2 separate regions of the Homo sapiens genome follow, and region 1 is linked to region 2. The links are chromatin loops, found by intact Hi-C in ENCODE. Cell type or tissue: OCI-LY7. All regions are shown on one strand. Each heading gives the region's core, and the rest is flanking DNA. Links, peaks and the distances in the headings are about the cores only.

What was found. Peaks named below come from ENCODE experiments on the same cell type or tissue, not always from the same donor. Only the 100,000 strongest peaks of a DNase experiment are listed, where the experiment ranks them.
Region 1: a loop joins it to region 2, with 5 times the contacts of the local background. A loop is called at or near these places in 14 of 110 quality-filtered maps.

The regions. Positions count from the first base shown.
Region 1 is chr14:60,555,541-60,567,532 of GRCh38, forward strand. No RefSeq gene overlaps it. Among named protein-coding and RNA genes, the nearest start is that of SIX6, 52 kb to the left of the region's middle. In OCI-LY7, for the core only: CTCF peaks have their summits at 4,039 (motif pointing left), 4,249, 6,802 (motif pointing left) and 7,002; DNase peaks (open chromatin) are centred at 4,051, 4,361, 6,801 and 9,871; H3K4me3 peaks cover 897 bases; H3K27ac peaks cover 1,432 bases.
Region 2 is chr14:59,959,106-59,971,097 of GRCh38, forward strand. It overlaps LRRC9 (leucine rich repeat containing 9), which reads left to right. Exons shown (of 33, transcript NM_001395648.1): 9 at 713-909; 10 at 1,809-1,940; 11 at 7,484-7,660; 12 at 7,991-8,108. PCNX4-DT (PCNX4 divergent transcript) reads right to left here. Exons shown (of 5, transcript XR_943918.4): 5 at 9,988-10,297. Among named protein-coding and RNA genes, the nearest start is that of LRRC9, 45 kb to the left of the region's middle. RefSeq lists an enhancer at 6,182-6,241. In OCI-LY7, for the core only: CTCF peaks have their summits at 6,088 (motif pointing right) and 6,314; DNase peaks (open chromatin) are centred at 6,106 and 6,366; H3K4me3 peaks cover 1,430 bases; H3K27ac peaks cover 1,130 bases.

The DNA.
Region 1 (11,992 bases), core at 1,949-9,948, 600 kb after region 2:
ATTCAGCCTTAGAAAGGGATGAAATTCTCATATGTGCTACAACATGGATGAACCTTGAAGACATTATGGTAAGTGAAATAAGCCAGACACAAAAGGACAAATACTGTATTATTTCACTTATATGAGGCATCTAGAAGAGTCAAATTCATGGAGACAAAAAGTAGGATAGAGGTACCAGAAACTGGGGAGAAAGGGAAATGTGGAGTTATTGTTTAACAGACACAAAGTTTCCACTTGGGACAAAGAAAACATTCTTGAGATGAATAATGGTAACGGCTGCACAATAATGTAAGTGCACTTAATACTTAAAATAGTAAGTTTTGTGTTATGTGTATTTTATCACATTAAAGAAATATTATGCCTACAACTTCTAGTATAATAGAAAGAGGCCGAGTTTGAAGATAAGAGGAAGTTAAGAGTCCTAGTTCTGGTACTTGCAGGCTGTGTAATTTGGGGAAAGTCATTTAGCCTCTCAAAGGATCAGTTTTCTCATGTCTAAAATGGGACCGAAGGGATGCAGAAAAAAGTTCTAAGAGGGAAGTTTATAGCAATAAACACCAAAATCAAAAAAGAAGAAAGATCTCAAATAACATAGTATTACACCTCACTAAATTAGAAAAAGAACAAACTAAACCCAAAGTTAGTAGAAAGAAGGAAATATTAAAGAGCAAAGCAGAAATAAATGGAATAGACACCAGAAAAATAGTAGGAAAAAAACAATAAAACTAAGAGTGGCTTTTTTAAAAGATAAACAAAATTCAAAAAAGAGAAGACTCAAATAAATTCAATCAGAAGAAATGAAATAGGAGACATTACAACTGATACCATGAAAATACAAAGGATCATAAAAGATGACTGTGAACAATTATACACCAACAAATTGGATAATCTAGAAGAAATGGATAAGTTCCTAGACACACAACCTACCAAGACTGAATCATGAAAAAATAGAAAATCTGAACAGACCAATAACAAGTAAGGGCTTTAAATCAGTAATAAAAATATCCTATCAAAGAAAAGCCCAGAATCTGATGGCTTCACTGCTGAATTCTACCCAGCAATTAAAGGATTAAAGCAATTCTCAAACTCTTCTAAAAAATTGAAGAAGAAAGAATAAAATGAAACAATAATCACTAGTTTGCGTGGTTGTTCTGAGATTTAGAGATAATACATGTAAACACCTAACATAATATCTGGTCTCCAGTGAGTGCCATTAAATGGTATTCTTATGCACATTTCAGCCTGGCATGGTGGCTCATGCCCATAATCCCAGCACTTTGGGAGGTCAAGGTGGGTGGATCACTTGAGCCCAGGAGTTCCAGACCTGCCTGGGCAATATGAAGAAACCTCATCTCTACAAAATTACAAAACTTAGCCAGGTCTGGTTGCACACACCTGTGGTCCTAGCTACTCGAGAGGCTGAGGTGGGAGGATCGCTTGAGCCCAGAAAGTTGAGGCTGCTGTGAGCTATGTTCAGGCTACTGCACTCTAGCCTGAACGACAGAATGAGACCCTGTCTCAAAAAAAAAAAAAAAAAAAAATACACATTTCAATTCAAAGAATAATACATGTAAAGAACAAATTCACTTTTCAAAATTTGAAATTATATACATAAATTATGTAGGTCACTCTTACCAATAACTGTTTGCTAAAGAGAAATTGTTTAATACCAAAATACTTTATTCTAAGCTTTGCTTTCACCATCAATTCTAACTTGGTCATAAATCACAGCAATAAAGGCTGCCTCCATGTGAGTCTGAATGTCTAAGCTCCAAGAGCCAAAAGATGATTTTGTTTTTCATCTACCTTTGGGTTCCAGCTTACAAATATTTTCATTAAACATCTAATGACTTTGCAATGAAGTTACTATTTCTCTGTTCAGTGCCCAATTTAAAGCTAAACAAGTGGAAAGATTTAATATAATTTAATATAATTATTGCCTCATAAAATATCTAGGGTTGGAATTAATCCCTAAATTACCTGTACGTATACATAACTTTAGGAAGACACACTAAGTAAAAAGCAATTCCTTTTGTGCTGTTTTGTAAGGTTGAAGGCAGAAAAACAGCTTCTGTTCAGAGGAGGCCCCCAGTGAATTAAGGTTAAAAGGATTTGCCCTTGCAGGACCCCAGGTCTCTAATTGGGGCCTTCAATTCCTGTAATCCAGAAGGATTGAGACCAGACGCTTCTAGATTATTGCCAAAGCCCACAGGTGACTCAAAAGGAAAAAACAATTAGTGCCCCAAAAACCCTTCAGATAGAAAAGAGGTATTTAATGAAACCTGAAGCAGGCCCAGCCAGGGCAAGCTTCTTAGTGAATATTCAGCCATTAGCAAAAGGGAAGAAAATCTATTTATTTCCCTGTTCAGTTTTAATTTCACTAAATATCTGAGGTTTTTCTTTCTAGGGTACATTAATTTGCTACTTTAAAGGGACTACAAGGGTGATTATATCCATATTTAAGATTCTTTGCAATGCCACAATCTTTAATAGTAATAAAAATAAAACATATCATATAAAGAATTCAAATTCTATACATTTTTATTCTTGTAACACATAAGCCTGTGTGAAGAATCTAAAATCTTACAAACCCATTAAACTGCAAGAATAATTCAAGCAGGAAAGATTAGTATGGAAGGAAGGTTCTAGAAGCTAGGCTCCAAATGTACAGTGGTTCTCAACCTGGGCTGCACACTGGAATCACATGAGGAATTTTTTAAAATACCAATGCCCTCTACCCACCCATGAAGATTGTGACATAATCGGTCTGGGGGCAGCCTGGACATTAAGGATTTTAAAATCTCACCAGGTGATTCTAAAGTGCATCTAAGGCTGAGAATGACCTCTTTAAAGAAAAGTCAACAGGAGTATCGAAGACAATCATCTATTCCATTCAGGACCAGCTGCATGATTTTCAGGGCCCAGTGCAAAATGAAAATATGGGTCCCCTTGTTTCAAAATTACTAAGAATTCAAGATGACGAGAGGCAAGCATTAAACCAAGCGTGGGGTTCCTCTAAGCACAGGGCCCTGTCTGAGTGTCCAAGTCACAGGCCCATGAAACTGGCCTTGATTCCATTCTTTACTAAACCAAACTTTTATTTTTTAGGAACTAGTTTCTTTGGAATGGTGAGGAAATATGTCATCTTCTCAATGTGGTATTCACTGTGTCTCTAGGATCCCACAAGTAACTAATCTCTGAGCAATATCATTGTCTATTTAAACAGCCTGATTTGCCTTGAAAGCTCCCTCACTCTGTCAAGATGAATAAAAGGCAGAACTATAGAACGATTTTATAGAGACAATTGGGAATTTCACTTCGTAACCTCATCTACAATAAAAAAAAACTTACCTATGAAATATTAACTCTGAACGAAGGCTTCTTGGTCTAGAAAATAAAACATCTGGACGCAGCTGCTCATGGCTATATTCCCAACACTGGGAGGCCAAGGTGGGTGAATCGCCCTGGGCAATAGAGTAAGATCCCGGTCTCTACAAAAAATGCAAAAATTAGCTAGATGTGGTGAAGCATGCCTATAGTCCTAGCTACTCAGGAGGCTGAGGTGGGAGGATCACACGATCCAACCACTGCACTCCAGCCTGGGCGACAGAGTAAAACCTTGTCTCAAAAATAAATAAATAAACACAACAAACAAAAATCTTTGAGTCTGGAATAGTCTCTTTTAAAAACTCACTAATTCTCACATCTCTGCCCCATGCATCTGGCAATTATCACACTACAAATTTTATTAGCCAACATCTACAGTAAAGATTCAAACTTCTAAGCCTCCATTTGTTTAACAAATTGTTCTTATCTATTTACCAAAAGATATAATATCTGTTTACCAGTATGTATAGTTCTTATCTATTTACCAATATTTGTAGTATATTAAATATTACTATAATTTCTGGGAAAACCTGATAATCAAATATGTAGGAACTCCCTAATTGCAAATTTTGTCACTCTAGTCTTTTCAGGTTAAAGGATCACTTTTTTCTCTCTTTCACATTATACAATGTTAGGAGAGCCCCCTGCTGTCCAAAGTAAAATTCTAATTTCAGAAAATTTAAATAAATGGAGCACAATGCCTGCCCTCTCCTCACCCAGTTTATCCTCTTAGTATCACTGCTCTTGGAACTAATAGGGGAAGATTTAAGATTAGAGAGAATTAGAAAAAAGCTGTGAAAAACAGGCTTTGACTTGGGAGGGAAAAAAAAGTCAGACTCCTAGTTAGATAGATCTCAGATGCCCAATCACCCCAACACACACACACACACACACACACACACACACACACACACACAGACACACACGCTTCAGCCTCTACCCAACATTTCTAACCCTTCACTTCTCATTTGCATTTTGCAATGCTCCACTGTCTGAGATCCGTTAGGTTGAAATGAACCAGAAACTCAGGGGATGAGAGCCCAGCAATCTGTGTTTTAATAAGCCCACCAGAGGATTCTGATGCATGCCAAAGTTTGAGAAACACTAATTTACAACATTACCTCTTCTGATGAAATGAGAGATTTCATTTCAGAGGCACACAATCTAAATGTTCATAAGTGACTCAAGGAGTTTGTTACAAATCCAGATAGATTTGCAGGCCCCACCTCACCCTCAGATATTTTGATTCAGTAAGTCTACAGTAGGATCCAGAAATCTGTATTGAACAAGCACCACCGGTGATTCCAATGCAAGTTAATGGAAGGACCATACTTCCTAAGTCACTAATATAGTGAGTGGGGTGGGTAATTCTAGAGCATGGAGCACATTAGGAATATGTTAGACTTGAGTGGGAAACCACAAGGTGGGAAGCATTAAAGATAGCATGGGAGTCCTGGTTCCTTGGGAGAAGGGTGCAGAAAAGGAAGCTGGCACTGGCCAAATATAAATTGTTCTTGTTTTAAAATATTTTGCCTGGGTTTTGTTCTGCTTCATAAAAACAAAAGACCCTACTTCCTTCTCATCTCTATTACTGCATGGCTCCTTTCTACAGGCCCCAGAAATCAGGCTACAGTTATTGTGAAAGTCATTATGGTTTAATTGAACTTTTGTTGACTAGTCAGAGAAACTAACCATCATATATGATCATTTTTATGGGAATGTGTTCCTATAGAACAAATATTTAAAAGAAACTTTTGGAACATAACCCTTTTATAAGTTGGGAATTGGCTGATTTTATTTAATTTTTCATAATTTTGTCTTGAACTTATGGATATGCCAAATAGTGAGTAGGGAAGAGTTTTACCGTGAGTGGCTGCCAAATTAAAGTTTAATTTGATTTAAACTTTAGAATATGTAATCACTGATATATATAACCCTAAGTCTTACTGAGTATATAGTAGTCTTTTTATTGCTTGCTGTCCCACAATATACAATAAATGGCAGCTGCATACATTAATGTACAGAGTATGCATTATATATCTATATCAATACTGAATACATCACACATGCACAATGTATTATATAACTGTCTCATATGCATATATTACAGGTACTTTATATAATATAGAATGCATATGTATAACCAATTTAGGAACAAGCAGTATCATGAGATGTTACGTGGCAGTACACTCTGTTTTTAAGAGTTTGGCCCTGAAGAGATTAGAAATATATGAACATTGAGTCCAATTATTCACACAACTATTCAAAACAGTATTTTGGGGAAAAACATATGTTCAAAACCTCTCCTCAAAGAATATCCCAAAACTTCAGTGCTAAATGAAACCACGATCAAATGCTAGATTCTGAACAGCAAATATGGTCTGTGGATTCCAAAGTGGATCAGATAAGAGTGGACCAAGCTAAAGCCACTCCCTCACCTGCCCTGCAAAAAACAATTTAAAGCAACTTTATCTCCAAAGGGGGAAAAAATCATATTATTCTAAAACAGCAACCCAAAATGATTAGCCTGAAATACTTCCTCTATGTGCCCCATGTAGAACTCTGATTTTTTACCTCCTCTTATAAACCTGCTTCCCACAATACTTCCAAGGAAGCAGATAAGAAAAGAGCCCTCCACTAACTAGGCTGAGCTTTCTCTGTTTAGGGAGAAGGTGGGTGTTGCTCAATAGGAAGAAACCCTATATTCCTGATTTACCTGGCCAACCCAACCCATCCTCCCCTGGGGATGTTTCTGGCAACCCCTTTCTTCTTGGACTGCATCCAGCTAATACCCCATGTGAGAAACAACTGCCACTTTACGCTGATCACACTCCTTAGCATTCCCAACTTAAGTTCTGTTATGAGTGTTAAGGGTCCCCAGGTGGATATTTTACCATGGAATCTGCATTTTTTTCCCTTGGTCTTTTGAAACATCCATAAACACCTAATAACTTTTCTTACCAGAAATACTGCAGCAATTGTTTAAAAAAAAAAAAAAGCCAGCAACCTCTAATGCAATTTAGCGCTTTGGGACATCCCTCTTCTGCCTCCATTGCACCCTTCCAAATACAGCCCTTCAACAGCTAAGGCTATGCCAAAAGTTTGTCGGGCCAACCAAACAAAACAAAAACTCAGGGCATTTAGGTAGTAAATACCATATTTCTCAAGAACACTCCCAGGAAAGCCTTGATAACTTTCAGCAAAAGCAAAAGCACTCCCTTGTAAGATGAAAATGAATAGTGATTCAGAGATGAAGTAGATCTTTTCATTCCAAAAGTAGATGTAACTGGGAATTAAAAGCCCTCTAAGGCCAAGGAGGGTAAAGCCCAAGAACTCAGCTTTTCAGCACAAGCAAAAGATGACCATCTCCACTGCCTCCAAGTGGCGGTTAGTTCTTGCTGCAGAGCACCAGCACCACCTCGTGTGCAAAAGCGTTTTCTTTTGTTTCCTCGAGAACCACTAGAAGCCTACAGTCTCTGCATTCTGAATCACAGTCTTTACCAGATTTTCAGAAGAGGCTGCAGGCAGAGAAAGCCCAAAAAGACTGTTCCTGCCTCTGGCCAGAAGGTGAAATCTTGGGAATTATCTGTAAGCACTATGTCCAGTATAGTCTTTAGCACGTTGTAACTATTTGTTTACTCACTTGACACCCCACTGACCCTGAACTCACAGAAAGAAGAGACTTTCTTCTATCTTTTTATTCCCAGAGTATCCCAGCCCTTGGCACAGAGTTGGCACATGGTAGAGATTTAACAAATACCTGATATATGAAAAGGATTCAGTAGAATTTTTAGGTGGGAAAACAAATTAGATCTAACATCAATACCAAACATCTTCCTCCAAATAGCTCTGCAGATTACATTGTAAAATTTACCTTTAGAATTTGATCAAATACAAGAAATGAAACCAACTTTGAGACACAAAAGTGCATTGATGTGTCTGGAAATTTCAATGAAAAATTAAGTGATTTCTAATTGACTTGCCTGAAGGATGAATTATGAAAGCGAGCATTTCTGAAAATAGGTAACAAAGCCCTAATACTCAAACTTGCCAGAATTATCCTACAAATTCTCATACACCTAAATACATGTCATATATTAGTACAGCTTTAGAAATAATTTGGGCAATCTTATGATAATAAAACAATCTAAGAGCACTTATAACTACTCAGCTTCTTTCTAGGAGTCCTATGTAATGCTCTAACATTCAGAAAGTAAGTAAAACTGAATTATTAAAAGCCACCCAATGTGGAGTTTTGCCTGATACAACAAAAAAATTACAGCCAATTCACGCACACCCTTCATCTGTCAAGAACCACAGCAGTGAATTCAGCAAGCCAAGAAAACTTTAATAAAATTACACAGGCCTCAGCATCCAAGAGCAGTCTCTCCATCCAAAACTTACAAATTCCAAGGCCAGAGAACAGTGTGACTAATCCTAACGAAAATAAAAACCAGCTGCCTGAAGCACTGTAATAAGTATATATAAAAATTTAAGAACAATGTGATTTAAGTAGGGATAGAACAAGGCACAGAACATAATAGTAAAGAGAGGTCAGTCTGAGAATAACTCCAACCTACTTCTGACTCTCAAAGTTCTGCTTTAACAACAGTTCAGAGAAAACGCTCTCTGATGTAGTGATTTCTGACCAAAAAATTTTCAAAGGTAACAATCATTCCTATTGGGATTCAATAATAAAAATCATGTAGGTGCCATCATTATAAAGCCCTGAATACTGAAACAGCTACACCAAAGTCCTGGGGGAAAAGTGAATATATTTCATCATGGATGAAAATCACAGTTTTCATCTGTTTAACACACTCTTTAGTCCATAAAGTATATGAGATTTTTATGGTGGCCCTCTGTGCTTCTAACATAATTATGATTTTCCTTTTTAAAGGTGCCAATTAAATCTTAGAAAATAGGTGTCATTTTAGAGTTTCAAGAGGAAGAAAATAAAAAGGAAATATTAAGTCTTAGAAAACAGTTGTGTCTGAAAACTTAATTTTTTTGTAATGGGCGTTTATACAGTTCACACTGAGACTTTTTATACATTCACAATGAGATATCACAGTGAAAAAAGGCAGTACTAAGATACCTGGTAATACCAGCAATGCCAACCTAAAATAAATACTCAGAGTTCCAACAACAACTGTGGGGAAACTTTGTGTCTATTTTCTTTTAATATTTGCAAATTGAGGGCACACTAGAAATGCTAAGGTGCTACGTGGACATTTGTGTTTGTTAATTGTCAGAGCAGCCCCAAGAATTACAGTGAAATAACTAACCCCCTCCTTTCTCAGATGAGGAGGGCAGGATACAGGGAATTCAGAATACCTTATTAGGATCACACCAGGCACGACTGAAACTGGCAGGTGGAGAGCCTGCGTTTCAGTCAAGTTGAGGGTCTTTCATGTAGCTGGCACTCTGCTAGGCACTGTGATATGAAAACAGAATGCCACAATCCCTGCCCACAAGCCTTGGAATCTAATCGGGAAGAAAAGATACGCTTATTAAACATGTATGAGCCAGGGGGCATGATACACACTTACAAAGCACTTCCAATCTCTTGTGTCTCTGAAGGTACAGCTGCACTTCGTCACCACCATCAGAATTAAATGGGACTGATTGTCCAGATGAAACAGCACAACTGAAAGTTGAGGCATTTACATGGTTCCTGATTAAACCCGCTGAAGAGCAAAGAAATTCCTTCAGCACTCAATGGGTTTCAGGGAATAAGGATATTCTCTAACTCCATGGTTCCTAAATGTGTGTACATAAGGAACCATAAGGGTTCTATTAATGTCTACTAAGAGATTGCTGTAGGCTAGGCCTGTGTTAAGCTCATTACATATATTACCTCATTTAATCCTCATTACAAACAAGAAACTGAGAGTTAACTTGCCCAAAGTCACTGCTAGGAAATGGTGGCAACAGGACTAGAAGACAAGCCTTAGACCCCAGACCCCATGTTCACAGTGCAGTGGGTCTCCACCCTGGCTGTACATTGTACATTTGTATCACCTAGGGAGCTTAAAAAAAAAAAAACTTGGCTGGGTATGGTGGCTCATGCCTGTAATCCCAACAGTTTAAGAGGCCAAGGTGGGAGAATCGCTTTAGCCAGGAGTTCGAGACCAGTCTAGGCAACAAAGTAAGACTGCCCCCAACCCCCATCTCTAAAAAAAATAGAAAAAATTAGCTGGGTGTGGTGGCATACACCTGTAGTCCCAGCTACTCAGGAGGCTGAGGTGGGAAGACTGCTTGAGCCCAGAAGGTTGAAGCTGCAGTGAGCCATGATCGTGCCACTGCAATCCAACCTGGGCGAGACAGCAAGACTCTGTCTCAAAAAAAAAAAAAAAAGTGCCAATTTCTACACCAAACCCAAAGAATCAGAATCTCTGGGAATAAAGCCAGAGTACTGGCTATTGTTTTTAAGTACTTCCCCGGGGACTTCCAATGTGCAGCCAGCTCTGAAACCACAGCTATTTCATGCACTCAGAGACTCTGAAATAGGGTCTGGCTAATTAAACAATCAGCCCAGGTGATTCTAATACACGGGGTCCATAGTCACAGTCTGAGAAAAACTCATCTAGGGCAGTGGCTCGCAAACTCTAGCATGCATCAAAATTACCCGGAAGGCTTACTGAACCAGTTTGCTGGGCCAACCTCCAGAATTCCTGATTCAGGATGTAAAGGGTAGGGCCTAAAATATGCATTTCTAATAAATCCCCAGGTGATCTTGATGATGCTGGTACCGGGAGACCACACTTTGAGAATCACTTTGATTTTCTGAAAAATCACAGAGGGAAAAGACAGGTAGATAAATGATTATTTGAGTATCTATGTAGGTATCTCTATTACACATTTATAGGAATTTGTTTATTCTTTCTCTTTTTTTTTTTTTTTTTTTTTGAGACAGAGTTTTGTTCTGGTCACCCAGGCTGAAGTACAATGGCTCAATCTTGGCTCACTGCGACCTCCACCTCCTGGGTTCAAGTGATTCTCCTGCCTTAGCCTCTGGAGTAGTGGAGATTACAGATGTGTGCCACCACGCCCAGCTAATTTTTGTATTCTTAGTAGAGATGGGGTTTCATCATGTTGGCCGGGCTGGTCTCGAACTCCTGATCTCAGGTGATCCACTCGCCTTGGCCTCCCAAAGTGTTGGGATTACAGGCGTGAGCCACCCCGCCCAGCCTATTCTCTTCTTTGATAAACATGTATAGGTTTCCCCAGTGTATCAACCACTATACTAAACTCCGGGATTTGAATATGTATCCTGCTCTCAAGGAGTTTATAGCCCAGAATCATAACTACATGTTGTGACTAAAGAAAATAAGAGTCCATGAGAACCCAAAGAAGGGAATGCCTGGCGGGGGGTGAATGACTCATCCGTGTAATCCCAGGACTTTGGGAGGCTGAGGTTGGGGGGAAATCACTTGAGGCCAGGAGTTCAAGACCAGCCTTGGAAACATAGTGAGACCCTGTCTCTATAAAAAATAAAAATAAAAATAAAATTAGCTGGGCATAGTGGTACCTGTAGTCCTAGCTACTCAGGATGCTGAGGCAGGAGAATCACTTCAGCCCAGGCGTTTGAGGCTACAGTGAGCTATGATTGCACTGCTGCTCTCCAGCCTGGGTGACAAAGTGAGACCCTGTCCCTAAAAAAAAGCAGGGGACAGTACTCAACTCTGCACAAAAATAGGGAGAGTTAAAGACTTACTTCATAGTGGCAGTAATGCTTGAGTTGAATGTTAAAAGTGAAGTAGATGTTGCCTGGGTTGACAGGATGAGGAAGGACATCTTAGGTTGCCTTGGAAATGTCAAGCCATAAAAAGGCAGGTACATGGGATCCAAGGTGGGGTGAAGTGAAATTTACAGCTGAGCAGAGAAGTGACCACGCAGGATGGTGAAAGAAGTTCAGGCTTTATCCTGCAGATAATGGAGAGTGCTTGCATGGTTTTAAGGTGGGGAGTAACACAATCAGATTTTCACTTTAGAATACCTACTCAAGTAGTAGTGTGGAAAAGAGAGAAATGAGGACAATATCTGAGTCAGGGTGACAAGTTAGGAGAGAGTTCAGGCAAGAGAAGATTAGGTGTGAGCTAAGGCAGTATTAGTGAATGTAAAGGAAAAAAAATGGACATGTTAGATTTTGTGGAGGTAAAATCAACAACAGAATGTAAAGTTTATAATGACTCCTGAGTTTCTAGCTTGGGTGACCAGTGGACCATGAAGCTTTCACAAAGATAGAAAAAACAGGAGGAAGAGTAAGTTTGAGGAGAAGTAACAATAGTTAACACTCATGGGGCAATTTGCATTAGGCACTACTATGCCAAAGTATGCCAAATGTCTTACATGCATGTTTTTTTAATTTTTATTTTATTTTATTTTATTTGAGACAGAGTCTCGCACTGTCGCCCGGGCTGGAGTACAGTGACGAGATGTCAGCTCACTGCAACCTCCGCCTCCCGGGTTCAAGCAATTTTCCTGCCTCAGCCTCTCAAGTACAACTAGCTGGGACTACAGGCACGTGCCACCACACTTGGCTAATTTTTTGTATTTTTAGTAGAGACAGGGTTTCACCGTGTTAGCCAGGATGGTCTTG
Region 2 (11,992 bases), core at 1,212-9,211:
AGATTAGAGTTAGACAAAAGAGGTTCTTGCTGTGGGCCCAGAATTTAAGGGAGTACCCAAAAACCTTAAGTAATCAAGATAAATAATATTCCATGCAACATTTTTAAAATATCCAAATTAATGCAAAAAGTTCATTATGATAAATTTAAAAACCCCAAAATAACAAAATCTTAAGACCAGTGCTGTGCTGAGTCATGTAAGAGACTAAAACAAAAGGAAAAATGTGCACCCCTATATATATGCTTTCGTGTAATTTTAATAGTTATTTTTTTCCAGAACACCAAAGTGGTGAAAAATACTGAAAAATTGAAAAGTATGTGTGTTAAAAATTACATTATTTGAATTTTAAATATTTGTACTAAAATCAGTATTTATTTTAATTTTACTTTGGCTTTAATAGAGGCGAACTTATTAAAAAGATTTGAAAATCTGTTGCTTTGCTTATTTTCAATTGGGAGACTGCCCTATTTGAAGTGGTTAAGGTCGGCACTTGGTCAAGAGAAACTGGCTGACTGAATTTGCACCCAACTTGAAATCACATGTTTGGCATGTTTTTATGACATCTGGCCTGTTTATTACCTAGATTTCCACTTTGTTCATTTAAATTAGACATTTGTTTAATAGATCCCATTAAAACTTAACATCTGAATTCCGACTTTGCCTAGACCATGTTTTATTTTTATTTTGCTCTCTGACACATTGTTTTCCACAGTTGGAACGAGAACTGGCTGAACTCAAGGGCTCGGGCAAAGGGCACAGTGATGGATCCAATAACAGTAAAGTAACTGATCCTGAAACACTGAAGAGTTGTGAAACTGTCACTGAAGAACCAAGTCTTCAACAGAAGATATTGGCCAAACTAAATGCCTTGAATGAAAGGGTAACATTCTGGAACAAAAAACTAGATGAGTATGTTTAATTAATTATCTAGTTGTTCTGATCTGAAATGGAGAGAATCAGAATGTTTTGGGCCATCAGTTGACCCTAGTTCCCTTCTTCAGGAGTATGAACAATTACAGTATGAAGTAAAGCATGAAATATATTCTTAGTACTAGTTCCTAGTACATATAAGCATCATGGGATAAAAGCTGGCTTACAGTTTTTTGCAGAGGCAGTTCTTAATTAGGAACAGTAAGCTTCCCCCCAGTGGATTCCTGTCCTATCACTGCTCTAGTGTCTGCAAACTAAAAACAATAGAGCCTCTGCTGGTGGATAAACTCACCAAATAGATGAGACCTGGCAAAGCCCAAACACAGTAGAAACAAGTTCAGGCTCAGTTATCAATTAGAAATGTAAAGCAAGAAGGCTTAGCAAGGACTGTGAATTTTTTTATTTACTAAGGCACTAAGTGGATAAATTAGTGTGCCCTGTGATAATGCTAACAATAATAGTAACATATATTGGGTTTTTACTTTGTGCCAGACTCTGTGCTAAGATCTGTACATGTATTTTGTATGTAACTCTCAAAACAACCATTTTAGGAATAAGGACTACGAATATTGCCATTTTACTGAGAAAACTGAGGCATAAAAAGTCCAAGTGACATGTCTGAGATCTGAAAGCTGTAAGTGGTAGAGCAAGGATAGTCTTCTAGCCTTCACATATTCTGAGAGCAGCAAAATTAAAGGTGATTTTAATTGCCAAAAATAGAATGTCTTTGACATGGTTTAACTGTTAACACCAAGCTTTCTTTATCCATTGAAAGGAAGCCTTGTGTTTTAACATCAGTTAAAAAAAATCTATCATAAGTTTTAATGTTGCGATTTTTAGATCATTCTAATAGCTGTATGTATTTTTCTCTCCAATAGAATTGAAGCAATTTATCATATTGAAGTAAAACAAAAGAAGAAAAGTCATGGCTTATTGATCCCACTTTTGTTAATTGAGTTAGAGACTGTGGGAAATTTCCATTTTGAAGAAGGCACTCGATCTGATGACTGGTAAATCTGTTAGAAATTTAGTATAGCTTTAAAAATAACTTAAGTACTTAGGATCATCAACCAGAATATCAACTTATAAAATCTTAAAATGTCCCATTTTTGAAACATTTCTCATGCAGAATATTCATCTATTGAAAATTGGCAGGCATCTATTGAAAACTGAAAATTACCTACTTTCCGCCTATACATTTCTGTTTATGCCATTACCGTGAGCCAACCTTGAAGACATCCTAATGGTTTATCATTGCTCTTTACCCAATTTTTCTTAGCCCAAGAGCAGAATATAATTTAGAAAAAAAAATTTATAATCAAGTTTTAATTTTTAAAATATGTTTATACTGTTTGTTTCCTGACTGGATATAGTGCATGATTCTGAATATTGGTTGAGAAACTGGAAGAGAGCAGGAATGCCAAAGCAGGATTGGCAACAGCAGGTTGCCAACATGGGAGGAGACTGTCTAGCAAATCTTCTGTAGGTCTGTGGTCAGAGTGGAACCCACTGTTTAGAGATAGCTACAGTCAGGGTGCACACGAACACTACATGTTAGCATAAAGTATATGCTTATACCAGGAATTCAGGTCAAAAGCTTGTATCAACAAAAATGGAGAGACACCAGAATCAAGCAGAAAGCAGACAGCCAGGCTTTAGAACCAAGGCCTACTAGTAGATACTAGGAAGTGGTTGTGTTGCTTCAATTAGAGGGGCACAATTTCAAATTACCCTTAAAAAAAGTCTTGAAGAAAAATATTGTTAAGTATCACTTTCACATTTCTGAGTCATTTTTTCAGAACTGAAGAGCCTGTGAAACAGAGAAAGATTGCTCTAGAGCCACACAATAGGAACTGGGTACATGGAAATACACCAGGAGACATGTCAAACTATAGAATGGACTTGGCACATAACCCTGGAGCATGATTTTACTTGAAGTCAATGTCAAAATAAATACTAATTTTTATAGTGTAGAATGTAAAACTTACACTAACTTTTTAGAAAAAAAAACTGTTATTGTTATGGGTTACTTTAAACCAAGTCCCCTGATTTCTATTAGACATGGCTTTTTTCTCACCTCTGTGAGTAAAAGCTTCTCAAAGGTCTTGGGAGAACTCTGATGGAAAAGTGTAAGAAGCTCTTCGCAAGGGAAAAAGAGGCCTTTGAAAATACTTTCCTTTGTATTAGTACATCCATTTGCCCAGCAGTTACTACTGTTTGCTTAACCACATTTTTTGATTTTTATATACAAAGATATAAAAGGTGTTCATCCAGCTCCCATGTAAACAAGTAAAGGCCTTGATTTTTCAAGTGCAAAAACTGAATGGTGTGTCTCTACTGGGTGCACATTTATATTCACTCAACCTAAACAGGATTTTTTTTTTTTGAGATAGAGTCTCGCTGTGTCCCCGAGACTGGAGTGCAGTGGCCCGATCTCAGCTCGCTGCAACCTCTGCCTCCCAGGTTCAAGCGATTCTCCTGCCTCAGACTCCCGAGTAGCTAAGATTATAGGTGCATGCCACCACACCCACTAATTTTTGTATTTTTAGTGGAGACGGGGTTTTGCCATGTTGGCCAGGCTGGTCTCAAACTCCTGGCCTCAAGTGATCTTCCCACCTCGGCCTCCCAAAGTGCTGAGATCACAGGCATGAGCCACTGTGCCCAGCTCCAAACAGGATTTTTAAAAATTATTTGTTTCTTTTTAAATTATTGCAGAGGAAACTCTTTGCAACAAGTGGATTAGTGAAAAAAAAAAAAATGTAAAAGCAAAATGACCAAAAAGCCATTTAGATAACTATGTCAGCCTGATAGTAAATTAGATAGCTTTGATGGATTTTGATTAGCATTAACCTGTTTACTTGGTTTTAATAAGAGTAACTTTGATTTGTTTTAAGGAATATATCAAATATATGTTAGCAGAATTTAAAGTACTGTTTTTTAGTTTTAGCATACTGCAAGCTTGGCTACTTTTCCTCTGATCTTTTATGTATGTTAAGAAATAACTACTAAGTGCTTTAAATTGCTATGCTACATTTCTAGTTGTTTTATTTAAACACTGACTTCTCCTATTAATATTTTTAAGGCTAAGGATTCAGTATTTAAATAAAAAGTATTTCAGTAGAACTAGGACTGAAAGATTTTCTGTTAAAATTATCTTTATGTCTTTAACAACAACAAAACACTGCATGTTTCTAATTGTATGTCATTATCTCTTAGCTTCATTTCTTTTATGAAATAAAATTATTATATTTTCCAGTTTACAAAAATCTTATTTTATAGAGACATGCTAGTTGAGTGGATTGTTGCTACTATACCTTTATTATTATAGATTTGTATTATTTACCGATGTGTTGCCAATTGAGTTACCCATTGACATCATACAACATTTATCAAGTAGGGACTTCAAAGCATAAAAGATGCTGTCCTTGTGCCTGAGAAGCTGTCAGCCTGGTCATAGATACAGTGTATTTACAACTAAAAAAAAAAAAACACCTTTAAAATACGACAAAACAATATATAAGTGACTCTGTAAGTTCCTTTGGGGAAGATATGATGTTTTGTGTCTTATAAGACATAACATCTAGCATGGGACTGGATTAATAGCCCAGTACATATTTACTAGTTGAAGCTTCCATATCACTTTATAGATACACAACAGTTTTGCTTTGGTGTATATAATGACTTTCAGTAATTAATCTGCCTCTTTATAAAGATTTCATGCTATACTATCTCAAGGAGCTACATAAGCAGAAACTTTCTGTTTTACAGGGCTTTGAAACTGTTGATTTAAGTCAGTAAGCCTGTAAAAGTATTTATTAAACCTTTATATAGGATTATAAAGTATATTTTAATAGATTACATTAAGCTTCAAACATTTAAAAACGTGTGTAGCCTACATTTGCTAAATGAGCACATTATTGTATATTAACAAAATGTGTAGGCATCTTTCTGTGTAACTGAATATATTAGTCATTGATATATATCATTGTGAATGTTTATACCTTCAAGTACCACTGAATGAATGAGGGTAAGGTACACAGTTCAGCTGACTCTAAAGGATTTGAACAGGAGTTATGATTAGTTTAGAGACCATACAGTGGAGAATATTGAATCCTCTACTGTAGGTGAAGAGTCTGAATGTAATTTGGAAGGTAACAAATGGCTGCAAAGGCTTTTGTTTTGTTTTATTGGCAGACTCTTCACCTACAGTAAAGGATCAGTGTTCTCCACTGTATAGTTTTAGACTATCATAACTTCTGTTCAACTCTTTTAAAGTCAGCTGAACTGTGTACCGCACTGCTCTTGAAGCAAACGCAGTACTCCACCACATAAGTGGTTTTGTTTGTTCTGTTTCCTTCACCCAGAATGCTTTTGCATACCTCACACTTACTTCATCATTGCTCAGCTGCTGAATTCCTGGGCAACATAAAATCTCCATGAAAAAATCACACTTCATAGCTCCTGCCTTCCTGGGGAACCAGCCTAGGAGCTAGGTATTGTTTATTCATTCCTTCCACCCATTCATGAGACGCCTCAAGCCCAATATCCCCTATATAGCAAAAACTTTATCTAAAACGCCTACAGCCCTAGTTTCTATCAGAGTGCAGAAAGCTTCCAGGACATGTTACTTAGGGGAAATTTGACAGATTTAGGCCCAGCAAATGATCCCTCTATAGGAGGGGCAGTAGCTTCCCCACCTCAGATGCTAATGTGGCTGTTTTGTAGGTACTCTAAACTGGTTAGCAGGCATCATGCTTGATTGCAACACTATTCATATCTGTCTCCTCTACCAGACTGCGAGCTCCTCTGGGATTAGTTTGGTTTAGGCAGCTCTCCTTTCAACTCTAAGGGAGAAGTAATTTATAAGATCCTGGCTGCATTGATTAAGTATTTGCTTGTGAGAAATATAGATGCCCTAAGTTAGGAGCTCAGCTATTAGGCTCAAGGAGAGACTACCCATCAGGAAGCTCACCTCTGTGACCTTAGCTCACACCCATTTCAGACCCTGGTTGATTATGTAGGTGAGGACCTAGATCTTTCATTAAAGGCAAATGTATTCCTTATAAGACCATTTACTTCCTTCTCAAAATGATCCGTTTTTCAATCTCATCTTAATCTAGGTTCTGTGCTAGACAGGACCGGAATTTTATGCGTATGGCCAGGTGAGGGCAGCAGAGAGCAAACAAGCACTTCAGTGTTATTTTCACACAGCTGGCCCCTGCTCCTCCTCCTCCAATTTTCAGATCAAATATCTTAACGTCTCTGAAAGGTCGTCCCCAAGGCCCTATCTTAAGTAGGTCCCCTTTGCATTCCTTACCCCAAGCTTCTCTTCAGAGCCTTTTTCAGTTTAGAAATTTTATTTCTGGCTTTACTTGTTTAGGCTTCATTAGAGCAGACAATGCCTCTTTCACATCCGTATTCATTGTCAGGAAGTTATTTCAGTAGTCCAATGAGAGATCGTGGTGATTTGGATTAGGATGGTAACAGTGGTGATGATGAAACACGATCACATTCAGGATGGATTTTAGATGTAGAGCCAGGCGGACTTGCTAAAGAATTAGATACTGGGGCCGGGCGCGGTGGCTCACGCCTGTAATCCCAGCACTGGGAGGCCGAGGTGGGCGGATCACGAGGTCAGGAGATTGAGACCATCCTGGCTAACACGGTGAAACCCCGTCTGTATTAAAAACACAAAAAATTAGCCGGGCGTGATGGCGGGCGCCTGTAGTCCCAGCTACTCGGGAAGCTGAGGCAGGAGAATGGCGTGAACCCGGGAGGCGGAGATTGCAGTGAGTGGAGATGGCGCCCCTGCACTCTAGCCTGGGCGACAGAGCGAGACTCCGCCTCAAAAAAAAAAAAAAAAAAAAAAAAAAAAAAAAAAAAAAGATACTGGTGAGGAAGAAAGGAGAGGATTATTCCTACGGTTTTGACTTAAGCTATCAGTTAAATGGTGGTGCCATATACTGAGATGGAAAATACTCAGAGGAGCAGGTTTGGGGTGCAGTGTTAGTTATGTTAGGTTGGAGTCACCTGTTTAACATGCAGATGGACATACCAAGTAGGTAGTTGGATATTCAAGTCTGGGTATAACCAGCTAAGTTGAGTAGAGATCAAGACTAGAAATAAAATGTTGTAATTTATCAGGATGTATATAAAGCCAAGGAACCACGTGAAATCATCTAGGGAGAGTGTTCGTGGAAGCAAGAGGAAGGCCAAAGGCTGATCCCTGGGCAGTTCAACATCTAAAAGTCTGTCTGAGAAGACCCAGCAAGAAAACTATGAAAGAGCAGCCAATAAGAGGAAGGCGTATGAAGTTTCCCTGAAGCTAAGAAAGTGTTTCAGAAAGTGAAGATTGCTCAACCAACCTGTCTTCCAGGCAGAACAAATGTGCAATAAATGAATAAATAAACGGAGCCACTATATGATTACTGTATCTTTAGCAAAAGACACAAAATATGAGCTATAACTTTTATCACGTAGTTTTCTGTTCTTAAACATTTTAAGGAAAATCTATTATTTTCTTCATGTATATTCTGTATGTATTCCCACATAGGTTTAATTTCTGCTATGAATTAATTCTGTCACGTTTTTGTGCCTGGGACTTCAGAACATACGGTATTACAGGAGTAAAAGTAAAACGCATCATTAAAGTTAACAACCGTATTCTGAGACTAAAATTCGAAGAGAAATTTCAAAAGTTTTTGGAGAATGAAGATATGCATGATTCAGAGTAAGAAGCTGAATTCTTTATGGAACAACTTTACAAAAGTGTGACTGTATTTGTAAAATTTCTATTTTAAAAGTTTACAGCATTAAAAATATACATATACCTTGTTAGTAAATGTTTCCTTTTTATGCATCTCCCATGGCCAGGATGACCTCATAATTTATCCACATTGAGCCTGTTTTTGAGGTTGAAGGCAGGGGAGCTATTAATAATGACACTAGAACATTGCATGTCAATGACAAATATCCCTGGCAGGACATATGGTTATCTTATCTATGGCTAAGCTTTTGTGAAATCAATCCTCAAACTTTTTCTGTTTCAATTATTCTTAAGGAGCTACCGAAGGATGCTGGAATGCCTTTTTTATGTTTTTGATCCTGAAGTTTCAGTGAAGAAAAAGCATCTTCTACAAATACTTGAAAAAGGATTCAAAGACAGTGAAACAAGCAAGGTAGCATAAAATGTCATTTAGAATAATGCTTTCTTCCTAGCAAGTGGAGCTCTGCCGCTGGTTAAGCATGATTTCCCAATCCTTTTATCCATATTTATAGTAAATTTCTACTGCTGTTTCACAAAAAGCTTAGTGTTATCATGGAAAGTATAGCATCTTTCCTCTTTGGATTATACCAAAGTAAGCCCATTAATTACTACTGCCTGACCCTACGTAATCCTTCTAGGCATCTTATTTTTATGTTGTGTTCCTTTTGTTGATGGTTTTGAAATCTGCTTTTTAAATTGGTTATAAATCTTTAATCTTTTGTAAACTCTCCAGTCTTCACCTTGAAGCAATTCAGTCACTTAACTCCACTGTACTTTCTAGCTATTGCTTTCCTTTTACTGCTACCATTTCTTTATTCTCTACTTCACTATCTCCATCTTGCTGCTGATCTTGCTTTATCATTGGTCACTTCTGATGCCCCAAGTATCCAACTAATCTTTCTCAGACCTCCACCATCTTGACAAGGCAGCTGTAGCACACTGGTGTAGAGCAGCGCTTCCCAACCTTTTTCACATCATGACACACATAAAATGATAATATTCCTGCATTTGGATCCCGATTTCACTCCTCACCAGCTATGTGACTTCACCTCTCTGTTAATCTGTTTCTTCCTATCTGTAAAATGAAGATAATAATAATATCTATTTTGCAGAGTTGTTGTTAGGATTTAGTGAGATAATGCATTAAAAATTTCTTGGATATTGGTACACCAGTGTTCATGACATCACTATTCAAATAGCCAAAAAAACTAGAAACAATGCAAATATGCATCAACAGATGAATGGATAAACAAAAGTGGAATATACATACAATGGAATGCTATTCAGCCATAAAAAGAAATGAAATTCCGAAACTTCCTACAACATGGAAGAACCTTGGAAACATTATGCTAGAGAAATAATAAGCCAGACAAAAATGGAAAAATATTGTATGATTCCATGTATGTGAAGTACCTAGAATAGGAAAATTCAGAGACAGAAAGTAGAATAGAGGTTACCAAAGGCTCTGGGAGAGGAGGAGGTAGGGAGTTACTGTTTAATGGGTACAGAGTTTCAGTCTGGAATAATGAAAAAGTTCTGGAAATGGATGGTGGCGATGGTTGCACAACAACGTGAATGTACCTAATGCCACTGAATTGTATGCTGGAAAATGGCTAAAATGGTACATTCTATCTTATGTATATTTTGCCACAATAAAAATATCACCTCCCCAAAAAAGCATTCCATCCACTCAGTGGAGAATGGGTTGGTGGGAGTAGAAGCAGATGACAAGGCACTATGTAGGGGAGCTATTGCAGCAGCTCAGGCCATAGAGGTTGGTACTGTCACTGCAGGGTGGTGGTGAGAGTGCCCTCATTGTACTTTATGGAGAAGTAAGAAGGAGGTGAGGAATTCAGGGTTTTACAAGGCAGAGTGAATTGCTCACATTCGGTCCAGAGAACTATGAACCATTATCGGGAGAGGGTAAGGGAAGGATGAGGCTAACACTTCTGTGTTTTCCACCTACCAGCCCTGTGCTGAGTACTTTATCTTCTGCATCTCCTAAAAGAGATGAACCACCTCCTTTAATTCTCCCACAGCTCTCTGTGCTGCTCTGTCCAAAAGAGTAGCCACCACCCACATGTAACTATTAAGCATTTGAAATGTGGCTAGTCCAAATTGAGTATGCTGAAAGTTTAAAACAAGCACCAGTTTTTAAAGACTGAGTATGGAAAAAAAACACTATAATTTTTATATTAGGTACATGTTGACATGGTAGTATTTTGGACGTATTAGATTAAATAAGATATTTTATTAAGATTTGCCAAAAAAAGATCTCTTGGACCAATGCCTGGCATCAAGAAAGTTTTTGATATTTTATTTTGATATTTTGATATTTTATTTTGAAAGTTTTAAATATTTTTATTTTTGAATTTTTACAATTGTCTGAAACATTTGACACTATTGGTTGCCTTCTTCTTTTTGAAACTCTCCTTTGGCATCCATGATATTACACTATTGTTATCCTCCTATTTTTCTGATTGTTATTCGCTTCCTTTTTGTTCCCCATTTTGCTTCTAAACATGGGAATACCACAGGTTAAAGTCTCCTGATCTTCCCTTTTTTCTTCACACACCATCAATTACTGTCATTGTTAAGATCCTAGAAATGGAAGAAACATCAGTGTGTAGCATGTAAAAGATCAGATGAGCTACATTTCTGTGCTATGATGTGTACATAATGGGTCAGGATAAATATTTATGTTCCGCATTGTTTAAGAGATGGGCTCTGATTTAAAAGACAGCCGTGTAAGCAGTTTAGAAGAGAGGTTTGGCTAAGGTTGGCAGTATCTACAGGCAGAGGGCTGGCCATAGTGGGGAAGAAGAAACTATTTGACTAGCAAACATATCTAAGGTTAAGTCCACTTTTCTAGTTGGAAGAGGAAGGATCTCTTTCTATCAATTCAGGATGAAGTGTTCAGTAGTAAGGGTGGGAGAGTACGTAAGTAAATCTGCTCACATAGCTTGAGTTCATTCCCTACCGAATATTGTTTGTAATCAAGGACTTGGTCAATAAACGCAAAGAGTATCACGTATTCACTTATGGTTTCTCCAAAATGTACATCTTCAGTTAGGCTATCTCTTCCTCTCTGCTCTGCCACCTACAGCTGCCATTCCTGCATGGTTAATATACTTTATTCTCTTATATAGTGTGTCTAAAACCAGCCTTTTAAAACTGTTAAGTTCAGGGTTACATGTGTAGGTTTGTTATTAGGTAAACTTGTGTCATGGGTGTATGTTGTACAGATTATTTTGTCACCCAGGTATTAAGCCTAGTACCCATTAGTTATTTTTGCAGCTCCTCTCCTTCTTCCCACCCCCTCCCTCCAGTAGGCCCCAGTATCTGTTGTTCCTCTTTATGTGTTCATGTGTTCTCATCATTTAGCTCCCACTTATTAGTGAGAAAATGTAGTATTTTGGGTTTCTGTTCCTGTGTTAGTTTGCTAAGGACAATGGCTTCCAACTCCATCCATGTTCCTGGAAAGGCTGCATAGTATTCCATGGTGTACATGTACCACATTTTCTTTATCCAGTCTAAGCATGTAGGTTGATTCTATGTCTTTGCTGTTGTGAATAGTTTGCAATGAACCTATGTATGCACGTGTCTTTATGATAGAACGATTTATATTCCTTTAGGTATATACCCAGAAATGGGATTGCTGGGTCAAATGGTAGTTCTGTTTTTAGGTCTTTGAGGAATCATCACACTGTTCTTCACAATGGTTGAACCAATTTACACTTCCATCAACAGTGTATAAGCATTCCTTTTTCTCCACAACCTTGTCAGCCTCTGTTATTTTTTGACTTTTTAATAATAGCCATTCTGACTGGTATAAGATGGTGTCTCATTGTGGTTTTGATTTGCATTTCTCTAATGATCAGTGATGATGAGCTTTTTTTCTTATGCTTATTGGCCACATGTATGTCTTCTTTTGCAAAGTGTCTGTTCATATCCTTTGCCCACTTTTTAATGGGGTGATTTTTTTTTGTAAATGTGTTTAATTTCCTTATAGATCTGGATATTAGACCTTTGTTGGATGCACAGTTTGCAGAATTTTTCTCCCATTCTGTAGATTGTCTGTTTACTCTGTTGTTTCTTTTGCTATTCAGAAGCTCTTAAATTTAATTAGATCCCATTTGTCAATTTTTGCTTTTGTTGCAATTGCTTTCAATGTCTTCATCATGTAGTATTTGCCCATTCCTACGTCCAGAATGGTATTGCCTATGTTGTGTGAGGGTTTCGATAGTTTTGGGTTTTACATTTAAGTCCTTACATTTAACTCCAACTTGAGTTGAT